3 separate regions of the Homo sapiens genome follow, and regions 2 and 3 are each linked to region 1. The links are chromatin contacts, found by Hi-C or POLR2A ChIA-PET in ENCODE. All regions are on one chromosome and are shown on one strand. Each heading gives the region's core, a stretch centred on a gene start or an enhancer-like site at or near the end of the contact. The rest is flanking DNA. Distances are from core to core; before and after follow the strand shown. Region 1 has its middle 59 kb from the start of LINC01204. Region 2 holds the start of MIR222HG (miR222/221 cluster host gene). Region 3 has its middle 36 kb from the start of MIR221.

The links. Hi-C counts contacts between places; a loop is a spot of excess contacts on that map. ChIA-PET counts read pairs that join two places held with the same protein, here RNA polymerase II (POLR2A). Pooled maps may share reads with other maps.
Region 2: a map of sigmoid colon shows a loop between it and region 1 (2.5-fold over the local background). The contact joins the promoter of MIR222HG here to the enhancer-like site in region 1. A Hi-C loop is called at or near these places in 1 of 168 maps with a recorded cell type or tissue (sigmoid colon) and 1 of 50 pooled maps. POLR2A ChIA-PET finds 5 or more read pairs at or near these places in 1 of 52 experiments (HCT116).
Region 3: a loop to region 1 is called in a pooled map, with 10 times the contacts of the local background. The contact joins two enhancer-like sites. A Hi-C loop is called at or near these places in 5 of 50 pooled maps. POLR2A ChIA-PET finds 5 or more read pairs at or near these places in 2 of 52 experiments (PC-3 and activated CD4-positive, alpha-beta T cell).

What each region holds. Positions count from the first base shown.
Region 1 is chrX:45,444,871-45,447,531 of GRCh38, reverse strand. No RefSeq gene overlaps it. Among named protein-coding and RNA genes, the nearest start is that of LINC01204, 59 kb to the left of the region's middle. Within about 2 kb of position 1,336, at least 3 of the 41 ENCODE cell types and tissues checked have a DNase peak (open chromatin) inside an H3K27ac peak, as active enhancers do; they include HCT116 and PC-3, where a contact is called at or near this core.
Region 2 is chrX:45,768,898-45,771,558 of GRCh38, reverse strand. MIR222HG (miR222/221 cluster host gene) reads left to right here and starts at 1,292. Exons shown (of 2, transcript NR_170290.1): 1 at 1,292-1,474; 2 at 1,607-2,661.
Region 3 is chrX:45,709,160-45,711,820 of GRCh38, reverse strand. No RefSeq gene overlaps it. Among named protein-coding and RNA genes, the nearest start is that of MIR221, 36 kb to the left of the region's middle. RefSeq lists an enhancer at 1,600-1,699. Within about 2 kb of position 1,305, at least 6 of the 41 ENCODE cell types and tissues checked have a DNase peak (open chromatin) inside an H3K27ac peak, as active enhancers do; they include PC-3, where a contact is called at or near this core.

The DNA.
Region 1 (2,661 bases), core at 87-2,586:
ATTCTTCCCATGGTCTGCTGCCCCAATCCACAACAGATGGATGACCTCTACAGATCTTTAAACCTCCATGCCAGGACACAGTCAGTACATAGATCAGGGGTGGGCAAGGGGATTGCCCTCACTAAGACACACAATTGCCTACCAGATATGACATGGTACTACCAGTCTAAGGGCAGGGACAGCCATTGCCATGCCCATCCAGGGATTCCACAGAGTGAAAGCACACAACCCTGCCTTCCCCACACTCATACCCATGCCCTTGTCAGGGACAAAGAGTATCAGCTGTTGGGGCTGAGGGCAGGGACAGCCACTGCCATGCCCATCCAGGGATTCCACAGAGTGAAAGCACACAACCCTGCTTTCCCCACACTCATACCCATGCCCTTGACAGGGACAAAGAGTATCAGCTGTTGGGGCTCAGGTAAGGTGCGACATGGGGTATCAGGGGCAGGGGAGCATATGGCTGAGAAGCTGTCTCAGGTTGGGGGCAGGAGGCAAGACCTTCCTTGAGTTGAGGCTCCAAGCTTCTTGCATATTCCCCGTTGTCCATTCAGACATCATTTACAAAACACAAATTCCAAAATACAATTATTAAGAATTTGAAGATGGTGACCAGGTAGCATTAAGCTCCCAGATCAGGGCTCTTCTAAGCATAGGGTCCTGTGTAACTATACTGCTCACATGCCCATGAAGCCAGTCCTGCCAGCTACTCCTGAAATGGGTAGGATAAAACCTGACCAGATCAATGGCATACCTATCCAGACTCCACACTGCCTTAGGAATAGAGTGGATCTCCTCAACTAGTTTTAAAAAAACCTTCAGAATCTAACCCCTGATCATTTCTTCAATCTCATCTTTACCTAGTACCCCCTCTGCAACTATAGATTTTAGCCAAACTGAACTTACTAGCAGTTGCTTTAATCCACAAAGCTCTTTCTCAACTGCCTGTTGCTTCTGCTTCTGCCTGGAATGCTTTTCGCTTTCACTACCACCACCTGCACCTCCACCTTCCCCTACTTTTTCTCCTACTCTATCTTTCAGGTGAATACTCTAGATGCATCTGGCATCCTGTGTGGTACTGTACCATAATGCATTCAACCCAAGTGTGGGAATTAAAGTTGCCTGTTTACCTGCCTGTCCCCACAATAGCTATAAACTCCAAGAAGGAAGAGCTGGTGTCTTGTTCACTATATCTTCAGTGCTTGACAGAGTATTGGCAAGAGTAGGAAACAGTGACACTAATTAAATGGATGACTGGTCCAAGCTGTAAGACTCAGTGTGCTTTCACTGAAACAACCGCCTGTCAAAGTATCTTATGACTAAATGCTGTAATCTTTTATTCTCTGAGTCACACACAGAACTACTTCCTTTTTTGAGATTGTTTTTGTATCTGTCATATAGTTTTAAGTGGTTGAAGTTTATAGGACTTTCTTCAGATGAGATGCAATCTCTTCTTGCTTCAGTAGAATTTATACCTTAAAGATTTTTTAATCTTTCCTATTCTTCACTTGCTTCAAAAGTATTTATGATAACCGCAAGTGGTGGTGACCCCAGAATTATGATCTGAAATGCCTTTGGATCATCAGCACAGGATTTTGCAAGTAAGGCTGTGCATAGGTCAGGGCTCTCCAGGCAGGTCAGCATGCTTAAAGTCTTTAGGCTTAGAAGCCCTTAAAATATAAAAATAAATAAAATGAACATCAGTTACATTTTCTCTCACTGTGTACTCAGACATAAAAACCTCTCATTTTCTAAGAACCCTAAAGAGACAACTTGGGATTCACCTGAATCATTTGTCGTTGGCTCCTAAGAGATAGATAAAAATTAGGCGATAGCACAGCACGTGGAGGGAAGGAAATTCAGATGTCTTTGCTGCCCATTCCCTTCAGAGTGGGGCTCCACTTTGTCACAGTGTTCAGAGGTCAGAATCCAGAGCCCCAGCAAGAGCTCAAACATGCAGCGGCCCTCTGAGCTTTCTACCACCCAGCATTCATATTGACTTGGCTTTGAGGCTAACAATGGAAAGCTAGAGTTAGATTTGTCAAACTGTGCCTTGTATAAATTTGCTTGGTGTCTGAAGGCTGTTTTGAAAGTATATTTAGGCTTCTGGTACTCTTGTGAAATTAATTGTTTAAAAATAGCTTGTTTGGTGGGTATAACTTCTGAAATAATTCACTTTTTTAAAGTAACACTGTAATTTTTACTCAGTGGCAATGTGTTTGTTCTAAAGTACACATAGTTTATAATGGAAAGTAAGCCATGATCATGTGACTCTTCTGGAGAAAGAAGAGGTATTATATTTGCTTCACTTGACCCAGAGGTGCACAACCACAAGGACAGAAAAACATTTTGTAACTTCTATAGCTACTTTTTACTTCACTTGTCTAACATTTATTTAATTATTCATATTTTTCAATTTCTCTTCCTACCTATAACAGTAACTATGGATCACAAACTGTGTGCACATTTATTCTGTAACAGTATAACAAAATGGTTAAAAACACACCCAGCATCGGGAGCCAGAGTGCCTGGATTCAAATCTGAACCCCAGCTGGCTCACTTGCTATGAGACCTTGGGCTTCTCTGAGCCTCAGTTTCCTCATCTATAAAAAGGGGATAATAATACTGCCCACCCCACAGAGTTTTTGTGTGGTGCTATTA
Region 2 (2,661 bases), core at 43-2,542, 320 kb before region 1:
GGAACAGAGCCAGAGCGTTGCCATACCTTAAAAATAATCTTGCATCTCTCCTGTTTACATGATTCAATTCTTGAAACCAGTTGGAATGTGCGTCCTGATCTCTAAATGTACAAGTTATTTAAAAAAAATGTGAGCTTGTCAGCTTAGCTACAGCCACCAGTCTAATAAAACTGAGTCACATCCAAATGGGCTGCACTTAAACTACCCTCCCATTCTAGGGAAAACGTGGCTGGAGGAGGCAGTCTGAGTCATCACCTGGTTTGTTTGACATACACTTCCTTCCATAAATTGGGAATGGCAAGCGGCACAGTGTTCTGGGCTTGCCTGGGAGAAGGAGCTGTTGCAGTCTTGCACGATCAAAATAGGGCCTTTAGGTTTGAAGGATGAGGTTGAGCCCATATTTTGACTCCAAATGTCGGGGGAGGGGAGAAGAAGTCGACAGATCCAAACAAGGAACATTTGTAAGTACCATTTTTGGAGGTCGGAGCAATGGTAGGGGTGTTCGCAGTTGAATTTCTTCCTAAACATAAAAGGTGTTTAAGAGACAAATTGGGGGCATTCAAATAAAAATAAATGGGTATCTAGTTCACAAAGTGGGCTCGTTTACTTAACAAGAGTGTCCTTGATGTGTACAGTTTAAAATGATTGAGAGAGAGATGATTTGTTAGTTACCATACGAATCTGTTCTGGCAATGTTTAATTTCACTTAATTTATTTAACTATTTTAAAAGAAATGTATTTCACTTAGGAATCTTTTCATGGCCAATTTGAATCTCCTTCAGGGGTATTTTGAGGGGATGGGAAGAGAGGCTCATGTGTCTCGCACATTTTCTTACAGCGGTTTTGCAGAGGCTCACTGGAGCTTTTTAAAATAAAAAAGTTTAGAATGTAAAATTATTGGAGACTATAGAGGAAGGGGAAGGAGGAGTAGATTTATAGCTGAAGTGGGTTTGTAAACTCAGCGTCTGCTTTGGGATTATTTTTTAATATGTGCCAGACATTCTTCTGATTTTCATCCTGGCTTGGTTGTGGCTCTTTCTCTGTCTGTGTGAGGCTGGGGTGTTCCCTGTTTTAAAGCCGTAGTTGTCGCAGCCTGGGCGTTTTCTGTTTCGGCTTATGGCTTTTTTTCTCTTTTCCTGAATGAGTGTCCTTTGTGTAACCCCAGTAATTCAGAAATCCTGCAGTCATAGGGACTGCCCTATCATGTGACTTAGGTACTAGGTGCTGGCTGCGATTGGTCAGCAGCTAATTGGCGGGTCCCTATAAGAGGTCTTGGGTCGGGCGTCCGGCCACTCTCCTGCCTGGGCTGCTGCTCAACGGGGGCTGGGGGTGTGTGGGGCGGGGGTGGTCTGTCCAGTGATTCAGCCACATGTGATAGATGACCAAGTGACTGCTTTCTTGGAGTCCGCACACCAGTGGAAGACTCTCAAAGTGGTTGTGACCGACTTGATCAAACTCTAGGCTTCCTGAACTGGTAACTGTCACTTTAATATAGGTTACTGATTAAACTCAGAAAAATGCAGCTTAAAATCTTTGCCAGGAACTTGTGTGGACTTATTCCCTGTTCCCCCCCCCACCCCCCTTGTTCTGATTTGTTTTGTCACAGGAATGAAATGCAGATAACTCTTTAGAAAACTTTTGTAGGAAAAGCGCCTCGTGTGATCTGGAACAAAGACGTTTTATAATCAGATTTATCAAGCTGCGAAGAGGGAGTTTTAGTGAACGGAAGCAGCAGCATTCTGTCACCAGGAAATACTCCTTTATCCAGAATTGGTAAGTGAAAAGTGGCATTGCTCCCTAATAGATATCATATGCGTGTGTGGGAATTGAAAAATTGTTCACAGACCCCTAACAACTGTGTTGAACAGAGAACACATAAACAGTGAGGAGTTCTAAAAAAGAGCAGCACGAGAATACCGCATAAAGACTGAGAAGAAGCCAGGTAATTAACAAAAATGAGCTGAGTGCTATCAGTTTAGCTAAACATATGTAATACAGCTAGATTTGGTTGTTTTATTTTTTCTTGTTAGTGGAGGAGAAACATAAAATCAGAATGGGCTGTTTAGTAGAATTGCGACATTAACTTTCCATGGATGTAGATTTCCATTTAGTCTGAATAGCATGTATGAAATTTGAAGGGATGCTTTCAGAATTAGTCTACTTGCCCTCCTTTCCTTTCCTCTGCATTAAGATGTCAAGTATTTAGTTAGAACCTTACAAGATGAAAGTTGTACAAAATGAAAGTTCAAGTAATGCGTCGGAAACACCTCTCCTGATTGGGAAGGGTAGATTACAATGGCAATAGATTTTTGTTTTTTGTTTCTTACATTTGTGTCACGAATTTTAAGTTTGTTCTATTGGATTACATTAGTACAGCAAAAGGGGGGTTATTTCTATCTATATGGTTCATGACATTTTGAGAGGTCGTGATTAGTAGTTCTTACTGGTTTCGTATGCGTGTTCCTGCCTGTTGAATTCAGTTTTCTAATCTTGAATCTGAGCTGCCTTTATGTTAAAGGGTTCTAGAAAAAGACAATAAAGCTTTGAATACCCGTGTTATATACAACAGGTTCCTGTTCATGATGTATAAGGTAACGCAATTTTATTTTAGGCATGAATGTCTAATTTCTTGATTTGGCTTCTTAAGAATATACTGAAAAG
Region 3 (2,661 bases), core at 56-2,555, 260 kb before region 1:
AAATTAAACAGGGCCTCCATGGACCCTTTCTTGTTTTGAGTTTTTTAACTATTAGTTTAGCCTTGTGTTTGTTTAGCTTTTTGCCAACCTGACTCTTATCTCCCTGCATGGTTTTTGGTAGTAAGGGTAAGAACTGTGTCCTATCCATCTTTGTGTCTCCCCAAAAGGCTTTGCACATAATTGAAATTCAATAGGACAAAAGAAGAAAGTGGTATTTAAAATGAGAGACCTTTCAAAGAGTGAAAGATGCCAGTTGAAATGGAGTGTTTGTGACAAAAATCTTCAGTCAATACGTTTTTCAAATTCTTTCAGTGTTGACTCTCAAATATTTATGCTAATGACAACCAGGAAAAGCACAGATATTGGAAATGTACCAAACCAAGACTAATTCTGGCCAACTCATTCTTTTCATCAAAACTTCTGTAAGAGTATCTAACAAGAAAAGGTTCAGGCACCACTGACCTCTCGCAACTCTCCCTCAAGGGAGTCAAGCTCAATTCATGCCTCAGGTTCAAACCATTCGTGGGAGGTCCAAAGCGTGGCGATCTGAGGGTACAAGAGAGAGGGAGGAAGATGGAGGGAGAAAGTGAAAAGGCAAAGGATCTGAAAATGAAAGAAAACATATATCAGTTGTTTACACAGAGCTTGGATTTAGAATCTTTAGATCAGCTAAGGTCATTTCCAATTAATTACTTACGTGATTTTATTCTTATAAAGAACGGCTACTTTTTCCACAAAAGGAAAGGAAGGAAGAAAAGAAAGAATGGAAAGAATGGAAAGAAAGAAAGAAAGAAAGAAAGAAAGAAAGAAAGAAAGAAAGAAAGAAAGAAAGGAGGGAGAGAGAGAGAGAAAAGAAAGAAAGAAAGAAAAAAGGAAAGAGAGAGAGGGAGAGAGGGAGGGAGAAAGGAGAGAGGAGGTGGAGAGATGGGGGAGAGAGACAGAGCGCAATCAAAAGGGTAGGGCAAAAGGGAGCTCTCCAAAAAGACCATTATTTGCCTTTTTGGTATTTTATTGAAGTTCAATATGGTTTAATTGACACAGGAGTCTGGAATGCTCTGAAACTGTGACTAAGGGGACAGCCTCTCTGGGTAATTTAAGCTTCCTTTCTCATTCATAACCTCAACCACAAGGTTGAACTGGCACCCTGTTCTTTTTGAATTTCATGAGTAAAAAATGCACTGAAAACCATTACTCTAGCCAGAATGAGTGCTGCTTCCTCCTGATCCACTTACTGACAAATAGTACATCCTAAACCAGGTAGCTGACTAAGTCCTTAGTCACAGAAACAGAAGTTCTTCATCCGATCAGCCTTTTCCTCTCCCCGTTGGCCAGGCTGCCCCATCTGCTCTGAGACACTGGAGCCCCTTGAGTAAATTAGAAACCCAACTTCAGGGCAGTGAGTTACAAGCAGAAAAACCCCAGCATCCTGTACACTCTGACAGTAGCACCACACAAGGACATTTAGGAAAGAAAATGCAAATAGCTTGACATAAACTAAGAATTAGCAGCCTCTGTGGTCTGATACTAGGGAGTCTGGGAAGGCCCTAATGTCACCCCCACCATCACCACCACAGGGCTGTGGCCTTCTGGAGTAAAGCTCTTATCCTTCCTCAAAGGTCAAGTGATTAAGGCCTCTACCACTTTATTACTCACATCTTCATGTGAATGCATAAACTGAAAGGCATGGACAGGGAGAGAGAGAGAGAGGAACAATGTGGGTTAGAGGGTACATTTCAAACCCCAAATCAGAAGTCTTGAAGTGCAGGGTACCTTTGGGAAAGTGATTTCATTTCTCTGGGCACCATCTTCACGCGAAAGTTGATCTAGCTAGATAATTTTTACATCTGTCTCTCTTCCTTCCTGTCTTCCATTCTCTTTCTTTTCCTTTCTTCTTGTCTACGAGTATTTATTGAGCCCCTACTATGTGCTACACTTTGTTCTAGGCATTGTGAATATCACTGTAAACAAAATAGGCTAAGTCTGCATCCCATGTAGCTTACATTCTCATAGGGGAAACATAATAAGCAAAGAAATACATAATGCAGATAATTCTCACTTTGCATTGTTTTGATATGCATGAATTTTGATTACCATGGTTTATTTAACACCAGGTTCCCAACAAAACAGTTCAAATTTTAGTCACCACAGCATATTAATTGTGAGTAACTGCTGCAAATTTCACTGCTAGCTCTCCAGGCCACAAATGGCTATGTAAGTGACAAATGTTCATCATAATCAGTGACCAATCGCATTACTTCTTTCAAAATCATTCAGTGATTGGTCACTGTGCATCTGTTACTCAGTTCACACAAGGAAAGCAAAGCCTGTAGCTGTGTTGCCTCTTTGTCTCCCAGTGGTAGAGAGATACTTTAGGCAAAATAATTGAACTTCTAAAGTACTACTACTGTTGGATAACACTCCAGGTCAACCTGATTCTCTTAAATGGAAATGTGAAAATTTGCTTTTTACACCCAACACAACCTCATTAATCCATCCAATGGACCACGCAGTTATTTCAAATTTGAAAGCCTATTAGATGTACTTTCAGACAGACTAGGAATGCTCTAACTAGAAATCATGCCATTTTTTTAGCTGAGTTTTGAAAGAAATATGACATAAGGGACGTACTTGAACACATTCAAGCATCATGGCAGGAAGTAA